Linked DNA regions of Homo sapiens: region 1 is linked to region 2. Evidence: read pairs that join two places in POLR2A ChIA-PET (ENCODE). Cell type or tissue: CD4-positive, alpha-beta T cell. All regions are shown on one strand. Links, peaks and the distances in the headings refer to the core of each region. The heading gives the core; the rest is flanking DNA. Region 1 overlaps IKZF1 (IKAROS family zinc finger 1). Region 2 has its middle 76 kb from the start of IKZF1.

The links. ChIA-PET counts read pairs that join two places held together with the same protein. Peaks named below come from ENCODE experiments on the same cell type or tissue, not always from the same donor. Only the 100,000 strongest peaks of a DNase experiment are listed, where the experiment ranks them.
Region 1: POLR2A ChIA-PET joins it to region 2 with 6 read pairs; 6 of 35 experiments call an interaction of 5 or more read pairs at or near these places.

The regions. Positions count from the first base shown.
Region 1 is chr7:50,319,717-50,323,716 of GRCh38, reverse strand. The region is part of intron 2 of IKZF1 (IKAROS family zinc finger 1); the gene reads right to left. Among named protein-coding and RNA genes, the nearest start is that of IKZF1, 17 kb to the right of the region's middle. In CD4-positive, alpha-beta T cell, for the core only: no CTCF peak of the experiment used is centred there; a DNase peak (open chromatin) is centred at 1,856; H3K4me3 peaks cover 1,337 bases; H3K27ac peaks cover 3,177 bases.
Region 2 is chr7:50,219,639-50,237,536 of GRCh38, reverse strand. No RefSeq gene overlaps it. Among named protein-coding and RNA genes, the nearest start is that of IKZF1, 76 kb to the left of the region's middle. In CD4-positive, alpha-beta T cell, for the core only: a CTCF peak has its summit at 7,385; a DNase peak (open chromatin) is centred at 7,376; H3K4me3 peaks cover 530 bases; H3K27ac peaks cover 117 bases.

The DNA of each region.
Region 1 (4,000 bases), core at 1-4,000, 92 kb before region 2:
ACACACAGAGACGGAGACAGCAAGACATCAAGTGTTTAAATAGAATAATTTAGAAGATGCAATACAATTTCACTTATTTAGAAAAATGAAATAAACTTCTGGTTAAATTATAAAAATACACATTTACACTTAACTTACCTATGGCCTATGTTTCAAATAAAGCATTACCTATGAGAAGTGTTCTGGGAAAACTGGATGAGATATGGTATAATTAGCTTATAAAATGTAAGCAAATAATTTCTCAAGTAGATTATAATTCACTCAACAAAGTTCTGTCATCCCGCCTCTCCTAAATGCATGAGGTTTTATTATACACAATTGCCCAAGAGGATATAATTCTCTGGGTAAATACAAGCTCAAAATATAGAATCTCAACTCTATAAAGTAGTGGAGAAGCTTCCACTCTAGGGTCCAAGTGGGGATCACACCCCAGAGCAATCTCTGACTCCCTGTTGGACTTCCGGTCAGTTGCTTAAATTCTCTGTGTCTCAGCTCCCTGCAGGTTGGAAATGATAACTGTATTTTCTTCTGTGGGTCCTTGTGAGGTTGAAAGGAGAAAACACTTTGGGTAATGTTTGGTAAATACAAAGCATTTAATCAATGTGATTTACTATGCTTAACTTGATAAAATATTCCCATTGACACTGCAATATATACAAACCTTCTTTACGTAAGCAGATTATATATATCTAAAGGTTTCCATATCCTTTAGATATATACAGTTTATGTTTATGTTTATGGAAACAAACTTCTGGTTTCCATATCCCCAAAAAAACACACTACAAATAGCATTAAACCAATATCCAATATCTATTTAGGGTCACAGGTGCCAGAGGAACCTTAGAGATCAACTGGCTCAAGTCCCTCCTGTTACAGATGATACTATAGTGGTCCAGGAGGCAAAAATAACTGTCTCAGGTCCCATCGTGGGAGGTAGAGGTGGGATGCTGATGCAGATCTCTCAGTTCCCACATCCTTCACTTTCCCACCGGCTGACTCTTTCTTTAGAAACCAAACCAAAAAATAATGCATAGGTATAACACGTATTTTTGGAAAGACTGCCAAAAACACAAAAGGAAGAAAAATACGCTTTACCCAAAGAATTAGTGAGACGTGCCCTAAAGGAAAGGGTAGCTTGCTTTAGATATGCTCTCCTCCAAGTCTATCAGTAGCATTTTCTCAGTACCCTGTGGATTCAAGTCAGTAAACACTTATGGAGTGTCTACTACTACACATCTGTGAGACACTGTAAACCAGGGTATAGCCCACATTTAGGATAAATCTCAAGGAACAAATAACCCAGTGCTTTGAAAAAAAGCCAGATATTAAGTATTTATCTGTTTATCTAGCATTTCGCATACATTAGGTTGAATCCTATGAAATTGCTGATACTTTAATATTTTATGGGAAAAGAGGATGATTTAGGAACATATTCTTGTTAAGATTTCTTATAATCTATAACATAATCTTGGTAAGATTTCTTACCAAGAATGTCAACTCCTATTTGGTTAAATGTACATCCTTATGCCATAACTAACTGTCATTTCTTCCAACTTTAGAAATGAAAAAAACAAATACTGGTTTTAACTGGAGAAGCAGAGATCAAACTCGAAGAAGTAGAAAAAGTATCCTTTGATTCTTTACTAAAAGTGACATGACTCTTTAAGTGCTCTCATCATTACGTAGAGTGCTCAAAGGTTAACAGGAATCAAAAGCAGTATGAGTGTTTTAGAAATAGGAATCCCTTTGGTAAGTGTACACAAACTAAATTTCAGACCAAATCATTTCAAACAAAAACAGAGTTTCCTTTTTCAGGAAGTCTTATGTAATAAGGTCTCCATTCTTGTCCCCGCCCCCAGCTACCCTATCCTTTGAACAGTCAGGGTGCAGAACAAATTACTTATTTTGTATTATGGTAAAGACAAGAAAACTACCAGAGGAGAATCAGGCTTTTGTTAGTTTCGTTACTAAGATACGAGATCGGAATACTGAGGGGCTATTCCTTATATAAACATTCTAGAGATGAATTCCTAGGTGTCAGCATTCAGCTTTGACTCTAGAATATCAGAGTGTAGACTCCTGCATTGGCCAAAGGGGTCTCATTTTCTTTAAATGCACCATGCAAAATACCAATTTAGAAGCTACCCAAAGTGAAAGCGACAAGGAAAAGAAGAGCAGAACAATGAAAGCATCTTTTTGGCCTCTGGAAATTTTTAACATGCTTGGGTTTTTTGACACCCTAATCACTTCTAGTCACAGTCAGCAAACCCAGTGAATGAGATCCTCTTCCATGAGTGAGGATTACAGTCCTCATCTACCAGTGTTTCCCAGACCAGCTCTCTGAGGCTGCAGTGAGAGGCTGGCGAAGCCAAATGAGAGGCTATAAAGAGCTAAACTGCTTTTTTTCCCATTTAACTCGTTTTTTGTTTTTGTGCTTTTTTGTTTACGAAACAAAGTAAACGCTTAAGGAAAATAAATTCAAATAATGCTAAAAGGTAGAAGATGAAAAGCAAAGTTTTCCTTCTCCTCCTCTTCCCTAACTCGTCCCCTTCCTTCTACCATCAGTCTTCCAAGAGGAAGTCCAGGTTAATAAATATCACCCAAGAATTTTCCTAAACGTTATGGGCAAGCATATAGAAAATATGTATGTGTATGTAATTTATTTTCTTTTAAAAGAACGAGATCATACTTTGCATACCATCCAGAACCATGCTATTCTCACTTTCACATGTATTTGGACTTCTTTTCATACTAGTTCATTCATATCCTCCTTATTTTTAAGAGCTGTATGTGGAAGTACATGGATGTACCATAGTTTTAAAATACTGATAACAATGCTGCAGTGAACAAATGCTTAAATGCTCTGTGCACTTGTGAGAATATACCTCTAAGGTAAGTTCTTCAATGCAAAATTGATATTTGTATTTATACCATTTTTGTTTATATAGATAATCACAAACTTTTGGACACATTTTCACTTTTACCAACTGTACCATGAAGTGCCTGAATACCACATTCTAAAAGTTAAAAAGCCACATGTTCTCACTCACATGTGGAAACTAACAAATGCTGCTGTCATCATTATAAGTAGAAAGTAGGACAGAGGCTAATAGAGGCTGGAAAGGTCGGGGGAGTGGAAGATAGGGAGAGATTTGTTAAAGGAGACAAAATTACAGCTAGGTAGGAAGAATAAGTTCTAGTGTTCTACACCATTGCAGGATGACTGTAGTCAACAATAATATATAGTTTCAAATAGCTAGAAGGAAGATGTCGAATGTTCCTAATACAAAGAAACGATAAATGTTTGAGATGATGAATATGCTGATTTACCTGATCCGATTACTATACATTGTATATATCACAACATCACTATGTACCCAATTATTTTGTGTCTATGTACACAATTATTTTGTGACGATTAAAAAAATTAAAAATTAAGTGAAAATATTCAATGATATACAAAAAGAGAATTATATAATTCTCATTCATGAGAATTATATTTAAGATATAAATGTGAGAATTACACAAAGAATGTGGCAATTATATTGTAATAAATACGAAGCCTCACTCTAAAAGAAAAATAAGCTAGCCTTTTGTTTGTTCTTTGCACCTGGGAGAGTTTAAGTCCAAAATCTGAAACATGAATAGAGCGGCTGAGGAGTGGTGGAGAAGGAAGCCTGTGATTGGCAGATCTATCTCCAGTTCCATGGAACTCAGAAGATCCTCTCCTGCACCTTCCCCAGGGAAACCACCAAGCAGGGGAGCAGCCACACATAGGTCCTGGTCTTCATCAGGAGCACCAACTTGTAGAATCCCATAGAAACTTCAAAACACGAGGGCGCTCAGCCAAGGCAAGGTGCCACTGAGAACTTTCTCAAATATAAGTCAGCCTCTGGGGCTGGCTGTGAGTCTGTGAGGCTCAAAAATATGAAATACCGAAAACCCCAAAGTCCATGAAAGCTGCTACTGGGGCTGACGCCTCTGGATACAGGGCCAGATA
Region 2 (17,898 bases), core at 5,624-9,623:
GTCATTGTTGGGTTTATTGAGGTTTGGAAATTACTTAATTTTTCATTAAGTATTTACCTTTTTTAAAAAAAAATTTCTGTCAAAATGATTTATTGCAAAATAAAAAAGCAGTTCACAAATATATGATATTCACAAAAGAAGACAATTACAGAGAGGTACCACAGTGAAGAAGAGCAGATTAGTGATTGTCAGAGGTAAAAGATGAGGGAGGGTGGGTGTGAATATAAAGGGGTAGCTCAAGAAATTTTTGTGGTGACACAGCTCTGTATTCTGATTATGGAGGTGGTTACATGAAGTTACACATGTGATAGAATTATATAGAGCTGTACACACACATACACACATCTGAAGCTCAGGACAAAAAGGATAGATCATTACTGGTTTTCACTCACACTTAAAGTTGAACTTTCTCTATTGACTGAGTTACACACTCAGAGAGGATCAATGCTCATCTACTCATCCCTTCTTGGCTTATTTTGATGTACTTCCTAATAATGGCAGTACTTCACTAAAACATGAAAAACCTAAACCAATTTACCAAACAGGAGGCAGGGACACAGTCACTAACAGAGACTTTCTTGGACAAACTGGAACCTACAGTCCTCATATTTTTAGTCTTGCAGACATGAAGAACCTAAAGGAGAAAAATGCACATTTCTCAAAGATTCTGACTGGGAGCTCGATGTAGTAACTGGACAGGTCTTCGGATTGCTTCACTTAGGCAGAGGGTGAAAGTGTGTGTAGGGAAGAAGTGTGTGCCTGGATTTTGGGTAGCCATAGTCACAATCATGGCAGAGCTTGCTAGAGGATCACTAGTCAACATCTACATCTTTACCTTCAGAATTTATTGAGACTTCATTTATGGTTTAATGTATGGTCTATTTTTAGAATGTCCTACATGTGCTTTAAAGAATGTGTATTTTCTGTTTCTTTGGGGTAAAATTCTACATAATAGTAGCTGGAGAATATTAACTGTATTGTTAGAGACATTGATAACTCTGCTTATTTTTTTACTGCTTAATCATATCAGTTTTGGGGGATAGTTTGTTAAGTTATCCAGTTTGTTAAAATGAGAAAGTTCAAATAAAGTATAAAAGCAAAAACACTTTTAAAATAAAAGCAATAGAAAGCAGTATATTGATAAATTCAATAACAGATTTTATTAAAAATAAAAAATTGACATTTTAGACAGATTAAATTAAGGAAAGAATAGAAAAAACACAAAGTATAAATGAGAAACCACATATAAAATGAATACAGAGAAAATTAGAAATTACAAAGCAATCATACACATACATTTCCTAATATGCTTAGAAATATAGTAGTGAGGATAACATTCTAAGATAGTGTGTCAATAAATTTGACTGAACAAGTAGTGGAAATCACAAATAAGTCAATAATCAAGGAAGAAGTAAGAAATTTTATCCAAAAATTTCCACCAAAAATCTGACTATAAATGTAAAATACATTATAGATCATTTTTAAAAAATTTCGAAGTAATTTTTCATTCTAATACCACATAATCAATTTCAAAGCAAAGAAGAAGCTGGAAACTGTGGTCATATCATAAAACCAGGACAACTAGGAGAACAAAATATGAAAAAGCACAAAGAACCGTGTGTAAAACAATATAGTTTTCAAATATAAGTACAAAACCTTAATCAGTTCAGCCAGCTACTATTTAAGTTGCTTAATACAATAAACATCAACTGGATGGGTCCCCCATGGAAATGTAAAAATGGCTTAATATCCAGGAATCCTCTAAGATCGTGTAATATATCGATAGGTCAAATATAAATTTAAAAAATGATGCTGAAATATATGGTGAAAAAAATTATATGTAAATATACATTTAATATTTTATTTTTTAAAACTTAGTACATTAAGAATGGAAGGATTTTACTGATCATTGGAGAAATACAAATGAAAAACACAATGAGATACCATCTAATGCCAGTCAGAATGGCAATTTTTTAAAGTCAAGAAACAACAGATGGCTGGAGGCGATGGCTCACACCTGTAATCTCAACACTTTGGGAGGCTGAGGTGGGCGGATCACCTGAAGTCAGGAGTTCGAGACCAGCCTGACCAACATGGCAAAACTCCATATCTACTAAAAATACAAAAAATTAGCTGGGCGTGGTGGCAGGCACCCGTAATCCCAGCTACTTGGGAAGCTCAAGCAGGAGAATCGCTGGAACCCTGGAGGCAGAGGTTTTAGTGAGCCGAGATCGCACCACTGCACTTCAGCCTGGCAACAGAGCTAGACTCCGTCTCAGAAAACAAACAAACAACAACAACAACAACAAAAAACAAAACATGCTGGAAAGGTTGTGGAGAAATAGGAATGCTTTAACACTGTTGGTGGGAATGTAAATTAGTTCAACCGCTGTGGAAGACAGTGTGGCAATTCCTCAGATATTTAGCACCGGAAATACCATTTGACCCAGCAATCCTATTACTGGGTATATGCCCAAAGGAATATAAATCATTCTATTATAAATATACATGCACACGTATGTTCATTGCAGCACTATTTACAACAGCAAAGACGTGGAATCTACCCAAATGCCCATCAATGATAACTGGATAAAGAAAATGTGGTACATATACACCATGGAATACTATGCAGCCACAAAAAGGAACAAGATCATGTCCATTGCAGAGACATGGATGAATCTGGAAGTCCTTATCTTCAGCCAACTAATGCAGGAACAGAAAACCAAACACTGCGTGTTCTCACTTATAAGTGGGAGCTGAACAATGAGAACACATGGACACAGGGAGGGGAACAACACTTACTGGGGCCTGTCAGGGGAGTCTGGGGGTGAGGTGAGCATTAGAGAAAATGCTGGGCTTAATACCTAGGTGATGGGTTGATAGGTGCAACAAACCACCATGGCACAGGTTTACCTACATAAAAAACCTGCACATCCTGCACATGTACTCCAGAACTTAAAATAAAAAACAATAAAATAACTACAAAAAATCACTATAAACATAAAAAAAAGAATGGAAGGGTTTTTAACATGAAAAAGTATGTACATATAAAGTATAATGTGCTTTATATATATTTAATCATATAATTTAATTATGTATAATTATCATTACACATAATATGATGTAATATATATGCTATATAATATGTAAATATAATATTTATTTATGCATAATGCAAAGGATAATGTGCAGTTTTCTCCTTTAGGTTCTTCATATATAAACATGTATTTATATAACTATAAATATATAGATTTATAAATGCAGCAGTCAATATCATAGTGAAAAGTGATCAATTAGAAATGCCTAATTAACAAAGTAAAAAGACAAATGTACCCATTATTTGACATTATCCCAGAACTTGTGGCTAATGAAGCAAGAGAGCAATCAGAAATAAGGAATCCAAATATTAGGAAGTAGACAAAATTTGTATTATTTGTGGATGATATGGCATATGTATAGAAAATAGGCCCAGGACCAGATTCACAGCCGAATTCTACCAGAGGTACAAGGAGGAGCTGGTACCATTCTTTCTGAAACTATTCCAATCAATAGAAAAAGAGGGAATCCTCCCTAACTCATTTTGTGAGGCCAGCATCATCCTGATACCAAAGCCTGGCAGAGACACAACAAAAAAAGAGAATTTTAGACCAATATCCCTGATGAACATTGATGTGAAAATCCTCAGTAAAATACTGGCAAACCAAATCCAGCAGCACATCAAAAAGCTTATCCACCATAATCAAATGGGCTTCATCCCTGGGATGCAAGGCTGGTTCAACATATGCAAATCAATAAATGTAATCCATCATATAAACAGAGCCAAAAACAAAACCACATGATTATCTCAATAGATGCAGAAAAGGCCTTTGACAAAATTCAACAACTTTCATGCTAAAAACTCTCAATAAATTAGGTATTGATGGGACGTGTCTCAAAATAATAAGAGCTATTTATGACAAACCCACAGCCAATATCATACTGAATGGGCAAAAACTGGAAGCATTCCCTTTGAAAACTGGCACACGACAGGGATGCCCTCTCTCACCACTCCTATTCAACATAGTGTTGGAAGTTCTGGCCAGGGCAGCCAGGCAGGAGAAAGAAATAAAGGGTATTCAATTAGGAAAAGATTAAGTCAAATTGTCCCTGTTTGCAGATGACATGATTGTATATTTAGAAAACCCCATTGTCTCAGCCCAAAATCTCCTTAAGCTGATAAGCAACTTCAGCAAAGTCTCAGGATACAAAACCAATGTGCAAAAATCACAAGCATTCCTATACACCAATAACAGACAAACAGGGAGCCAGATCATGAGTGAACTCCCATTCACAATTGCTTCAAAGGGAATAAAATACCTAGGAATCCAACTTACAAGGGATGTGAAGGACCTCTTCAAGGAAACTACAAACTGCTCAACGAAATAAAAGAGGACACAAACAAATTGAAGAACATTCCATGCTCATGGATAGGAAGAATCAATATCTTGAAAGTGGCCATACTGCCCAAGGTAATTTATAGATTCAATGCCATCCCCATCAAGCTACCAATGACTTTCTTCACAGAATTGGAAAAAACTACTTTAAAGTTCATATGGAACCAAAAAAGAGCCTGCATAGCCAAGACAATCCTAAGCAAAAAGAACAAAGCTGGAGGCATCATGCTACCTGACTTCAAACTATACTACAAGGCTACAGTAACCAAAACGGCATGGTACTGGTACCAAAACAGAGACACAGACCAATGGAACAGAACAGAGCCTTCAGAAATAATACCACACATCTACAAACATCTGATCTTTGACAAACCTGAGAAAAACAAGCAATGGGGAAAGGATTCCCTATTTAATAAATGGTGCTGGGAAAACTGGCTAGCCATATGTAGAAAGCTGAAACTGGATCCCTTCCTTACACCTTATACAAAAATTAATTCAAGATGGATTAAAGACTTAAATGTTAGACCTAAAACCATAAAAACCCTGGAAGAAAACCTAGGCAATACCATTCAGGACATAAGCATGGGCAAGGACTTCATGTCTAAAACACCAAAAGCAATGGCAACAAAAGACAAAATTGACAAATGGGATCTAATTAAACTAAAGAGCTTCTGCACAGCAAAAGAAACTACCATCAGAGTGAACAGGCAACCTACAAAATGGGAGAAAATTTTTGCAATCTACCCATCTGACAAAGGACTAATATCCAGAAATCTACAAAGAACTTAAACAAATTTACAAGAAAAAAATCAAACAACCCCATCAAAAAATGGGTGAAGGATATGAACAGACACTTCTCAAAAGAAGATATTCATGCAGCCAAAAGACACATGAAAAAATGCTCATCATCACTGGCCATCAGAGAAATGCAAATCAAAACCACAATAAGATACCATCTCACACCAGTTAGAATGGCAATCATTAAAAAGTCAGGAAACAACAGGTGCTGGAGAGGATGTGGAGAAATAGGAACACTATTACACTGTTGGTGGGACTGTAAACTAGTTCAACCATTGTGGAAGACAGTGTGGCAATTCCTCAAGGATCTAGAACTAGAAATACCATTTGACCCAGCCATCCCATTACTGGGTATATACCCAAAGGATTATCAATCATGCTGCTATAAAGACACATGCACACGTATGTTTATTGTGGCAGTATTCACACTAGCAAAGACTTGGAACCAACCCAAATGTCCATCAATGATAGACTAGATTAAGAAAATGTGGCACATATACACCATGGAATACTATTCAGCCGTAAAAAAGGATGAGTTCCTGTCCTTTGTAGGGACATGGATGAAGCTGGAAACCATCATTCTCGGCAAACTATCGCAAGGACAGAAAACCAAACACTGCATGTTCTCACTCATAGGTGGGAATTGAACAGTGAGAACACTTGGACACGGGAAGGGGAACATCACACACTGAGGTCTGTCGTGGGGTGGGGGATGGGGAAGGGATAGCATTAGGAGATATACCTAATTAAATGATGAGTTAATGGGTGCAGCACACCATCATGGCACATGTATACATATGTAACAAACCTGCACATTGTGCACGTGTACCCTAGAACTTAAAGTATAATAATAATTACAAAAAAAGAAAATAGGATAACATTAGGTGCAAAAACTATTCAAACCAATAAGAGATTTTAGCAAATTGGACAGACATGAGGAACTTTCTTAAATATTAACAAATAAATAGCTGGAAAAATATTTTTAGAAGATCTGATTGACAGGGCCAACATAAGAAAAAATGAAAACTATTATAGTAAATATATGAAAACAAAACAAGAACACTTCAGACCTTTGCTACTGGACAGAAGAGAAATGCTTAAGTAAATGGACAAGCCAGATTAGGGCAGTGCCCCTCACCAGGCAGAGGGAGTACGATGGAAGACAGAAATCAGATATCTGTTCCCCAGAATCTGATTTGCTATAAGGAGAAGCTGGAAGTCTCAGCCTTGATCTTCTACCTCCTCCTATACTGGGAAACACAGTCTGGCCTGTGGAAGCTTGGGCCTTAGGGCTGGAACTCCAACCACTAAGAAGTTTCTCAACTATGCAGTCTTCCTGAGTTTATGCAGGAGGGAAGAGAAAGCCCAGTTTAGGACTCACGCTCTATGCCACATTCTCTAGTCTATCTGTTATTACTGCAGTGTTGCAATTGTTGCTTTGCCATTTAATAAAGTGAGCAGTTGTTTTTCATGTAGGGAAAATGTGGTACTCAATTCTTAGGTTCAAACATCTATGACTACCCTCCCAAACCCATAACTACATTTTTTTTTTTTGAGTTCACTTCTTCTTAAAAGACAAAATGAAGGTAACGATCTATAGAAAAATAGCCCAGGTCTGACGTCAAAAGGGGCAAAAAAAGTTTGTTGCCTATTTTGTAACTCTTGAGCAGATTTTTCCCTTTTTAAAACTCTGTTTTTTTTTAAATCTAGAATGTATTCAAGTATTAATTTTTTAACCAATGTTTATATTAACTTGCTATGTGCTAAGTACTATGTTAAGTGTGTGGATAAAATGAAGACTATATATGTGTATGTATATATGTATTTGTGTTGTCTTGTATGTATGCACACACATGTATATCCCAATTAAGAAAAGTACTTATATAAGGAAAAAAGACAGTAAAAGAACACATGACAATTCTGGGAGGTAGTATTACAGGTGATTTTAAGATTTTTTTTTCAAATGCTTATAAAGAGCATGGATTATTATTTATTATCTAGAAAAATATTTTGGGGAATTTTTTAAAGCTATAGAGATTTGAATTGCTGAATTGCAATCTCTATTGTTCGCTTCATGCATGAATTCCACATTAAATGGGAACTCGATTTGTAAAAACCACTGTCAGAACATGATTTAACACTACTGCCAGCTGGTGGTGGGTTACTATAATTGCAGGTTTAGTTATTTTATGCCATGACTAGCTTCTAGGTAAATTTGATTCCTGAATTCTTCTCTTCCGTGACATGTCATGGTCAGAGGCACATGTCATCCTATTAGATATCTTATTTATTTAATGGAGGAGAGCTGTGTTTGAGCTCTGATGAGCAGCCTGGTCTTCAAAATACCCAATCATCCACTCGTAATGGGGTTTCCCTAAAAAGATGCATTAAAAATGGTTTGGAGACAGGGAAACACATTATAAAATTAACAGACTAGCCCTGGCAAGAAATAACAAGCCCTGGCAAGAATAGAGCCTTGCCTAAATTAACCAATGATCTTTCTTTCCCTTGCCTCTGGATAGTTCTCCAAAGCAAGGTAATTTGTTTCTTTCCATCCTGGGTCCTTTATAGGCTAGGGTCTAAATATTGACCTCTCAGTTTTCTATACATATTACCATTTTTGCACCCAGCTGATCTCTGGATGATTAAATTTTTCCAAGAATATCTTCATTAAGCCTCTCTTATGTAAAAAATAAAATCTCTAGAGATGATTTTTGATTCTTAAGCCTCATAAAGCCAAAACCAAACAAAATCAATACCAACTCCTCTCAGACTACATATTGTAATTTTTCCACCCTGGATGAAATTGGTGTTCCTAACAAAATTTCCTTAAATAGTTTGATCATTCCTGCACCCTTCCTCTTTCCCATCACCCCCATCACCAAGTTCCAGTTCAGGGATGCCTAGTCCATGTTTTAGAATTCTAACTTACCTTTGAAAATTTCACCAGAAGGAAAGAATTTAATGTTTCCAATTAATCAATAACATAGACTGAAGATGAAGATGGGGGATCACTAAATAAACAAGTGAGGAAAAAGTAAACACAAACACTGAGTTTTCCCAAAGCTAGGTGCATGTTTTCTTATATGTTTACACACCAAATATTGGAATGCAGAGCATGATCTGTATGTGATTAATATGTATGTTTTGATCATGCAATGCCTTCCAATATCAGAAAGGTTAACACGTGAGAAATTAGTCTGTAGTATTTCCCCAACATGAATGTTTACAAATATTATTACATCTATGATAGTTTTACAATCAATGGCATCCTGGAATGAAGAAAATGGAGTATCCTTCCTTCATGATCAGCCCTGTCTTGATGATGAATGTGAACAATTGAATGTTTGGCAGAGCATTTTGAGCACTTCAGTAATGCAGAATGACCACTCTGCTTTGGATCGTTTGCAAAATTCAGCCACAAAGCAAAGCCATGTCTGGAGCCAATGGGAGGTCTATATTTACATTTTAGGACGAGACTTGCTTCCTTTAAGCCTTAAAATACTGCTGAAGATTGAGAGAAAAGAGGAACACTTCTAACTGGAAGGGGTTTGTTTTGCTTTTCTCATTTAAAAAGACAAATTTAGTTAAAATTTTAAAATAATCTAACAAGATAAAGATGAAGTTTCCTATAACTACAAACACAAATTAAAATAAAATTCTGGGTTTTTGCTAGAGATGAGATTGGGTGTGGACAAGATGGGATTTTTAAGGAGACTTTTGTGTGTAATCTATTATTACTTTTGTCTTTGAAATGAATACATTGAAGAAGTCATTAACAATTAGCTACTGCCAAAAAGAATTGTTGTATTGGCTCTTGTGCAGGCTGACATGCTTCTCATTCACTAAAGGGGGAGCGGGATGGAGAACGCCGAGCTCTCCACAGAAGTTGGAGGTGTTTGGAAAGTTCCTCCAGAACACCAGCTGCCTACATGACAGTCACATTCAGTAGGAGAACACGGGCACATGTGCTATGCTTCAGGATAGATATTCTCCTGGATTTGAACTGTAATGAGATTAATGCAGAAAAACAGCAAGACAGGAAATATATGTTGATTTTGATACTAACTGTGGCAGTTAAACCACAATTATCTTTGCACAATAGTGTTCAGTGCTTATGTAGTTAAATAAGTGGAATTTTTAAATACATGGATTTTCTTCCCATTTTAAAAAGGAGCATGTCAGGAAGTATTACAATCTATGACAGAAAGGACAAAATGAGGAAGGTGACGTTTAGCTGAAAATAGGAAACTGATTCTAAGAACTGCCAACTTGAAACCCAAATCCTGATTCCCTCCACTAGATAATGACGCAAGGAGTTCCTCTGTATTCACAGCAGCTCAGATAACTTAGCTGTTTTGTAAGAATCCCCAGGAGTTGGAAACCTTAGTTCCAAACAGAAAATATTTGGTACTTACCACCCACTTAAGCAAATAATGAGAATCGCTGCCCCTCCCTCAGTTTCCGAGTAACTCAGAGCTCCCTCTACCAAGGACACCGGGGACATGGAACCTAGCAGCCAAGTGCTCGCTTTGCTTAGATCTGAAGACCTAGTTCTGGGAATTTTTGCTTGTAAATATAGAAGACAGTATGGTACAGTGGAAAGAGCGCTGATTGTGGAATCACAGACTTTGCTAGGAGCTTTGTGTCTGCCATTTATGTATTGTCCTTGGACCAGTAAGTCCCTTGCTTTCTGGAAGTGTGGCAAGGGGACCAGTATTAGCTGTATAGCTCCTAAGATTGTTATAAGAATCAAAATAAGACAATGATAGAAAAAGTGCTATGGGCATTATGACATTCCTGACATTATCATTATTATTAAGGAATTTGAGTTTAGAGTTTATTTAGAGTACTCTAATTTTTAAACTATGAATATCCTCTTTGTATAAAATCAGGCCATTTTCTGGTATTTTCCTAATTCTAATTTTCTGTCAAATCTTCCAATATAGGTGAATGAGAGAACAGATATATTTCAAGCTAACTGGAGTAAACCTATATGTTATCTAACATTACTCTCCTTACCATGTATGCAAATTAGCCATTAGGTTAAACCATATTAAATTGCTAATTATGGAGGTAAAAATAATTCAGTATTGGCTATTGTAAACTTTTCAACCTAATACTACCATTCTCATCATATAAATGAATCAGATGGGATGTACAGAGCTAAGAAGATAAGAGATAAGAAAATCAGCCCAAATTTGATTCTTTCTGAAGTGAAACAGAGGACGGCAGAACAGAAATTTGATCTCAGGGCCCCTCTGCATCTAAAGCCTCTGCACCATATTGACAGCAATTAAAAGTCAGCTTAGTAAATTTTCTCTGTTGCCTGGGATGTAATTTTACTGGGCTTGAGATGAATCAGCACAGCCTGAAACTCTTACCTCCCCACTCATCCTGGGCTTCATTTTGCTTTTATCAGGGATTCCCCACACTTTCCATCACCAGCACTGGGCCACTCCAGTCTGCACCTTTCTGGCTCGGAACACAGCCTGAGGAGCCATCTTCGCTGTATTAGTTCCACAAGTGTCATTCTAATCATCAAGCATCTGCTCATATTTTTGACCTTGATTATATGTCCTTTTCATCTTAAGCACTTTCTTTGAGAATTCAAACCCAAGCTACGTGTTTGAGCATTATCCAAACCTCTGAGCACACTTTCTTTTGAGAGCCTTGGACCTTGGAATGCTACCTCTTTTTTGTTTGTTTTTTTGATTGCTTTGACACTGATGAGACTGTGCCTAGAAATCTGAGTTTTAGAGAGATACTCTTTGTTTGTAAAGGAGTGCATCAGCTTACGTTTTTTGAGAGATTACTATTTGCAGGCACTATGCTAAATGCTTTACACGTGCTCTGTATTTTAATTCTCATAGTAACACTCTGAGATATGTATTGTCATGAACTCACTTGACAGATAAAGAAAATGAATGAAGCACGTGGAAGTGAAGGGTCTTGCTCAAGAGTGTGTGGTTAGGAGGCACTGGTGCTGGGATTCTCATCCAGGCTGTTGGACTTCAGATCCTGAGCTCTGTCACAATATTCTATTGTCTCCTTGGTGTTGGATCCTGAATTATTTCTTCACTTATCTAAATATTTAATGCCAAATATTTATATGTAAATGGGCACACTTGTGATTCAATATCCAGCTTAAACATGATTTTAAATCCAAGTAGCCATAAATATATTCATATTTTGTATCAAGTAAACAAATCTTTTGACAAATAACATCTTTTTACTTTTAAGGAGATGTTTGGGTCCCTGTGGAAGTAGTCCCTAGCTAACGTGAGATGCCTTGATGCATGAGCCAAAGTGACAAGCATCTAAGCCCCTTATTCTAGCGATTTCTGCTGTTTTGTATGGGATTACGGAAAGACATGAGAGGCCATTTCATGCCCTGGAGCATTACTGCTGAGCCCCAGGATGTCACAGGACCCTGACAATAGGTGGTGTAGGATCATGCTCATGCTTAAGTGTTGAGGAAATTCTCTGCTTGTTAATTTATCAAAACAACATTTAGGAAAATCTTGCCTTTTAGCTTCGGGGAAACCCTGACCTTTTTTCTAGATTTTGTTTTGCTTTGTTTTGTGGTGCTTAAACTAATGAAGAATGATGAATGTGCATTACTTGTTTTTCTAAATTATTAACAGTTCCTTGAAGTACAGACAAAATCATGCAGGGAATGTATTTATGGCAGATAGCATGATATAGTGGAATGAATGAGACAGGCAGAAATTGAGGGACTGGCTTACATGTTGGCCCAACTACCTACCAGCTACATAAGAGTGGGAAAGCAAATTAAGCTTTCTGAATCTCAGTTTGTTTTTTCCTTCATTCGTTCATCTTTTAAGTTTCTACTAAGTGTCAGGTGCAGACTTAGGTCCTGAATAAGACACTGTAATGGTGTCTTTTTTCTTCTGTAAAACAGCAATAACACTACTTTGAGTTCAAAAATGTTTGTTATAAAATGCAATTTTCAGGCATGTGTGAGCATCTTCATATTAAGAAGATTAAAGTATGATTCACTTTATGCTTTTAAAAAATTTTACAATTTTAAAAATCATACTTAAAAATTATGGTAACATACACATAACATAAAAGGCAGTGGCTCACGCCTATAATCCTAGCACTTTGGGAGGCTGAGGTGGGTGGATCACCTGAGGTCAGAAGTTCGAGACCAGCCTGGCCAACATGGCAAAACCCTGTCTCTACTAAAAATACAAAAATTAGCCGGGCGTGGAGGTGGGCACCTGTAATTCCAGCTACTAGGGAGGCTGAGGCAGGAGAATCACTTGAACCCAGAAGGCAGAGCGAGCCGAGATCATGCCATTGCACTCCAGCCCGGGCTACAGAGCGAGACTCCATCTCAAAAACAAACAAACAAACAAACAAACAAACAAACAAAAGTACCATTTAAATCATTTTTTAAAAGTCAGTGACATTATTTTATTCAAAATATTTTGCAACCATTGCCATCATCTAGTTTCAGAATTTGTATGATCCCAAGTGAAAATCTGTATCCCATTAATCTCATCCCCAACTCCTAGCAGCCACAAATCTGCTTTTCGTCTCTATGAATTTGTCTATTCTGGATATTTAATATAAATGGAATAATAAAATATGTGACCTTTTGTGTCTTGGTTCATTCACTTAGCATAATGGTTTTGTAGCATGTTGTAATCATGCATCATTTATTTTATAGTTGAATAATATTCCATTGACTGAATACACCGCATTTTATCTATTTACCTGTTGATAGACATTTGGGTTGTTGCCACTATGAACATTTGTGTATATGTTTTTGCTTACACATCTATTTTGAATTCTTATGGGTATACACTTAGGAGTGGAATTGCTAGGTCATATGGTAATTCTATGTTTAAATTGTTGATGAACAGTCAATTATTTTCCACAGCAGCTATACCATTTGACATTCCTGCCAACAGCATGTAAGGGTTCCATTTTCTCCATATCCTCACCCACGCATGTTATTTTCCATTTTTAAAATTTTGATTATTCTAGTGGGTATGAAGTGATATCTCGTTGTTTTGATTTGAATTTACTTAATGACTAATCATGTTGAGCATCTTTTCATGTGCTCGTTGGCCATTTGTATATTGTCTTTGGAAGAATGTCCATTCAAGTCCTTTGCACATTTAAAAATTGGTTTGCTTTTCTTTATTGAGTTTTAAAAGCTTTTTATATATTCTGGGTGTTAGACCCATGTCAGGTGTATGATTTGGAAATATCTTCTTCCATTCTCTGAGTTGTTTTCTCACTCTCTTGATTATGTCTTTTGATGGACAAAGTTTTTTATTTTGACTAACTCCAATGTATCGATTTATTTATGTCACCTGTGCTTTTGGTGTCATGTCTAAGAAACCTTTGCCAAATCCAAGGCCCTGAAGAGCCACTCACATGTTTTCTTCTAAGAGTTTTATTGTTTTAATTCTTACATTTAGGTTGTTGATCCATTTTGAGTTAATATTTGTATATTTTATGAGGTAAGTGTCCAATTTTATTCTTTTATGTATGAATATCCAGTTGTCCCAGCACCATTTATTGAAGAGACTCTTCTTTACCAAATGAATAATGTTGGCACTGCATTGTACAACCAATTGACTATGAATGGTTTTATTTCTGGGATCTCAGTTCTAGTTCATTGATTTATTTGACTATCCTTATGCCAGTATCGCATGCCGGTATCACAGCTTTGAAAATGAAAATTTGGGCTGGGCACGGTGGCTCAGGCCTGTAATCCCAGCACTTGGGGAGGCTGAGGTGGGTGGATTACCTGAGGTCAAGAGTTCGAGACCAGCCTGGCCATCATAGTGAAACCCCATCTCTACTAAAAAATACAAAAAATTAGCTGGGTGTGGTGGCAGGCACCTGTAATCCCAGCTACTTGGGAAGCTGAGGCAGGAGAATAGCTTGAACCTGGGAGGCAGAGGTTGCAGTGAGCTGAGATTGCACCATTGCACTCCAGCCTGGGCAACAAGAGTGAAACTCTGTCTAAAAAAAAAAAAAGAAAAAAAAGAACAACAACAAAAAAAGAAAATGAAAAGTGTGAGCATTTCAACTCTGTTCTTTCTCTTCAGGTTGGTTGGCTATTCAAGGTCCCTTGTAATTTCATGTGGGTTTCAGGATTGACTGTTCATTTTCTACAAAAAAGATTGATGAAATTTTGATAGGGATTGAGTCTATAGATCATCTTGGGGAGTATTTTCATTTTAATGGTATTAAATCTCTCAATCCATGAACATAGTATGTCTTCCTATTTATTGATGTCTCTTTTTTTAAATTAAGGTTTTGTGATTTTTCAGCATGGAAATATTGGTTCTTCTTTGTTAACTTTATTTCTATGTATTTTATTCTTTTGAATGGTATTGTAAATGAAATTTTTAAAACAACGTTCAAATTGTTTATTGCTCATGTATAGATTTGCAACTGATTTTTGCATATTGGTGTCATATCCTACAACCTTGCTGAACACATTTATTAATTCTATTTTTTTAGTGTGCTCTGTAGCATATTCTATATATAAGATCATGTCATCTGGAAATAAATATAGTTCTACTTCTTCTTTTCCAGTCGAAAAGCCTTTTATTTCCTTTGCCTGACTAATTTCTCTGGCTGGAACTTCCAGTACAATGTGGAATAGAAGCAGTGAGAATGAATATCTTTGTCTTATTCCTGATCTTAGGGGAAAACAATAAGTCATTTTCTATTAAATTAGCTGTGGATGTTTCATAGATGTCTTTTATTAGGCTCAGGAAATTTCCATTTTTTTCATAGCTTTTTGAGTGTTTTTATCATGAAGGGGGTTAGATTTTTGTCAAATGTCTTTTCTGCATTAATTTAGAGGATCATATGGTTTTATCATTTATTCTGTTGATATGTTATTTTACATTAATTAATTTTCAGATATTAAACCAACCTTGAATTCCTGGAATAAGTTCCACTTGGTATGCATACACATGGTATACAGTTTGTGTTATATGTTACTGGATTTGGCTTGCTAGTATTTTGTTGAAGGTTTTTATATCTATATTAATATGATATATTGATTTGTTTTCTTGTGATATCTTTGGTATCAATAGGAAGTTAAGAATTTATAAGCGGCAAGGAGTAGGGGCAGATTGGAAGTATTCCAAGTCTCCTAACTAACTAGGGAAAATGTTTCAAGTCACACAACAGTGCAAAAAGAGCAAGAAAGAGTATACTATGTTTTCTGTTTATCTTTGACACTTACATTTAGGGCTTCCTTAATCTATTTTATCCCATTTGTGAGCTTACTTATTGAATTGGCTAAAGAGACAGGAACAAAGCTTTATAGCCATGAGAGAACTGCTGTAATCTTGGTATCATGGATGGAATGTGCCTTTGAATAGACTTGATTTCTCTTACCTCTTTGTTTCTCTATATTTAAGGGATGAGCTATGAAAAGCCTATTAAAAATAACATGAGCCAGTCTCATTATGCTTGGCTGAACTTAGATTCCAGTAAATGTTTGTGGATTCCTTTTCTAATCACTACATTAACTGGAATTAATAACTGAGAAACAAAATACTACTACTCCCAATTTTTTTTAAGTTGTGAGTGTATGGCATTATTCATTTCATCTCCTCCCAGCAACTTGTGTTTATGCACACACACACACACACACACTCCCCTGCCCCATGCAGGTATGAATATGTGTGTATATGCATCTCTGTGCTTATATGATTAAACATGACTCTACTTTTGAACATTCAGTGAAAATTAAGAAATAATTCATACAGATGATATAGGATGGCTTAAGCCTAAAGCTATCATTCTGGGTTAAAAGTAAAATAGTACATGCAAATGAATTTCCTATCATAAGTTTCTTATTTCCAATTTTCACAGCAGCTCTGACATAGGTTTGAGGGCTGACATTTCATCCTTGGCTGTGCAAAGTTCCCAGATCATGACGGTTTGTTGCTGGGAGTCCAGAGCAGAACTGGAGGAAAGGTGCTTCCACTGCTTCTTCCCAGAGAGGGAGGGGCTGGGAGCTCCTTGCCACAGGCTGACCTCTGTCCCCTCCCTTGTTGAGCTGGTGGTTGCCCAGTCCCTGCAAGTGTTACCTCATTTCCTCTATTTGGAGGTCCTCCTCTACCTCTTCCCTAATTCATCTCCATGACGTGTCTCAAACTTTTTTGCATGAAGTTGTCACTAATTCACTTCACTCACTCGGATCACTCCTTTGGGCTCCTCTATCTTGAGATAGGTCAGATGCCATTTACAGAAGAAACTCCATCTCCAGCCACGTAATGAAGTAAAGAGATAGTCATAGGTGGTGCTTAGTCTCCCCACTGGGGTAAGAAAATGGAGGCTGGAGGAACCCACAGGGCAAGGATGCTGTCAGGGCAGGGGAGGCTGGGCACAAGTGTCCAAGAGCACAACAATCTCAATCTTGTTCAGGGAAAGTTGTCAGCTGTGGGAGTGGAAGTGGGGTAGGCAGGTGGTGATGGGATCCCAGTGGTAGATGGAGTGTAGACCCTGAGCATATTGGCTAAATGATGCCAAGCAGTATGGAACCACTTAAAAAAATGGTTCTTGGAGCCTTGCCACCTGGTAGGGTGTTCAGAAGCTGGACTTCAATATTGAAAGCAAGGCATTTGGAGGACTAAATGGAGACAGAAAAGGGCACTTAAAGTCCTTTCCATAGACTAGGGCATGCACAGGACAGGGAGAGTTGGTAATTGAGGCACAGAACAGGAGCTCCCTGGTTAGCCACGTAATAAGAGTGATGATATTAGGTTCTGCCTGTTGAATAGAGAGAAGGGGATGGTTGCAAAAGTTTAAGTAATTGCAACCTCAGTCAAAACAGATTCAGGAACTAACTGTGGGAGAGGCAGTGAGCATGTGGGTATGGGTGATCCCTTAACTGAATTGTAAGAAAGTAGTGGGAGAGATCCAGGGTGAGGAGGTTACAGTGCCATGCCAGGAAAGGAGACCTGCTGATTGGGCCACTCGGTAGTTAGGTGAGTAAGCCAGGTCAAGGGCTTACAATTTTTCAGAATAGAGAGGATCAATTTTGTAAGGGCATCTTGAAGTGATCACATTCTCAGAAACAAGCCCATGGTAGTCAAACTCACATGATGCCAAATTATAATCCAAAAATAATCCTTTTGTGAATTTACCATAAGAATCATTTCTTTCTATTGATATTGACATATGTGACCCAGGGTACCACTTCCAAATCAGTAACTATTAGGATATGATTGGAGCACAGGATGGTGAAAACTCCCAGAACACTTCTAGGTACTATTCAGGTCTCTTTAATGCCAGTGTGGGCCCAGTCCCAAATTTGACAAGCATCACTCATGGCTTTCTTCTCCTCCCTTTTCTAATTCAGATTCTTTCTACCACCACCCTCTCCTCAGGTCTGTCTCTATCATTGATGGCACTACTCTTTCTTCATTTGATTTATGTGTGGTCTTATTCTCTCTTGCTTTGATTTAGGAGATACTGCTTTTCTAAAGACCACCACAGAATGCCACTTTCTGCATTGCTTGAAAATTCTGGTAACTGAACTTAGAAGCTCATCTTAGGTGTAAGAACAAACTCTTTTAACTTCTCTCTGTGGGCCAAACAGGCAAAATGAGACAGCCTGTGTCCTTCCAACATTTTAGATCCTTAGTCATTC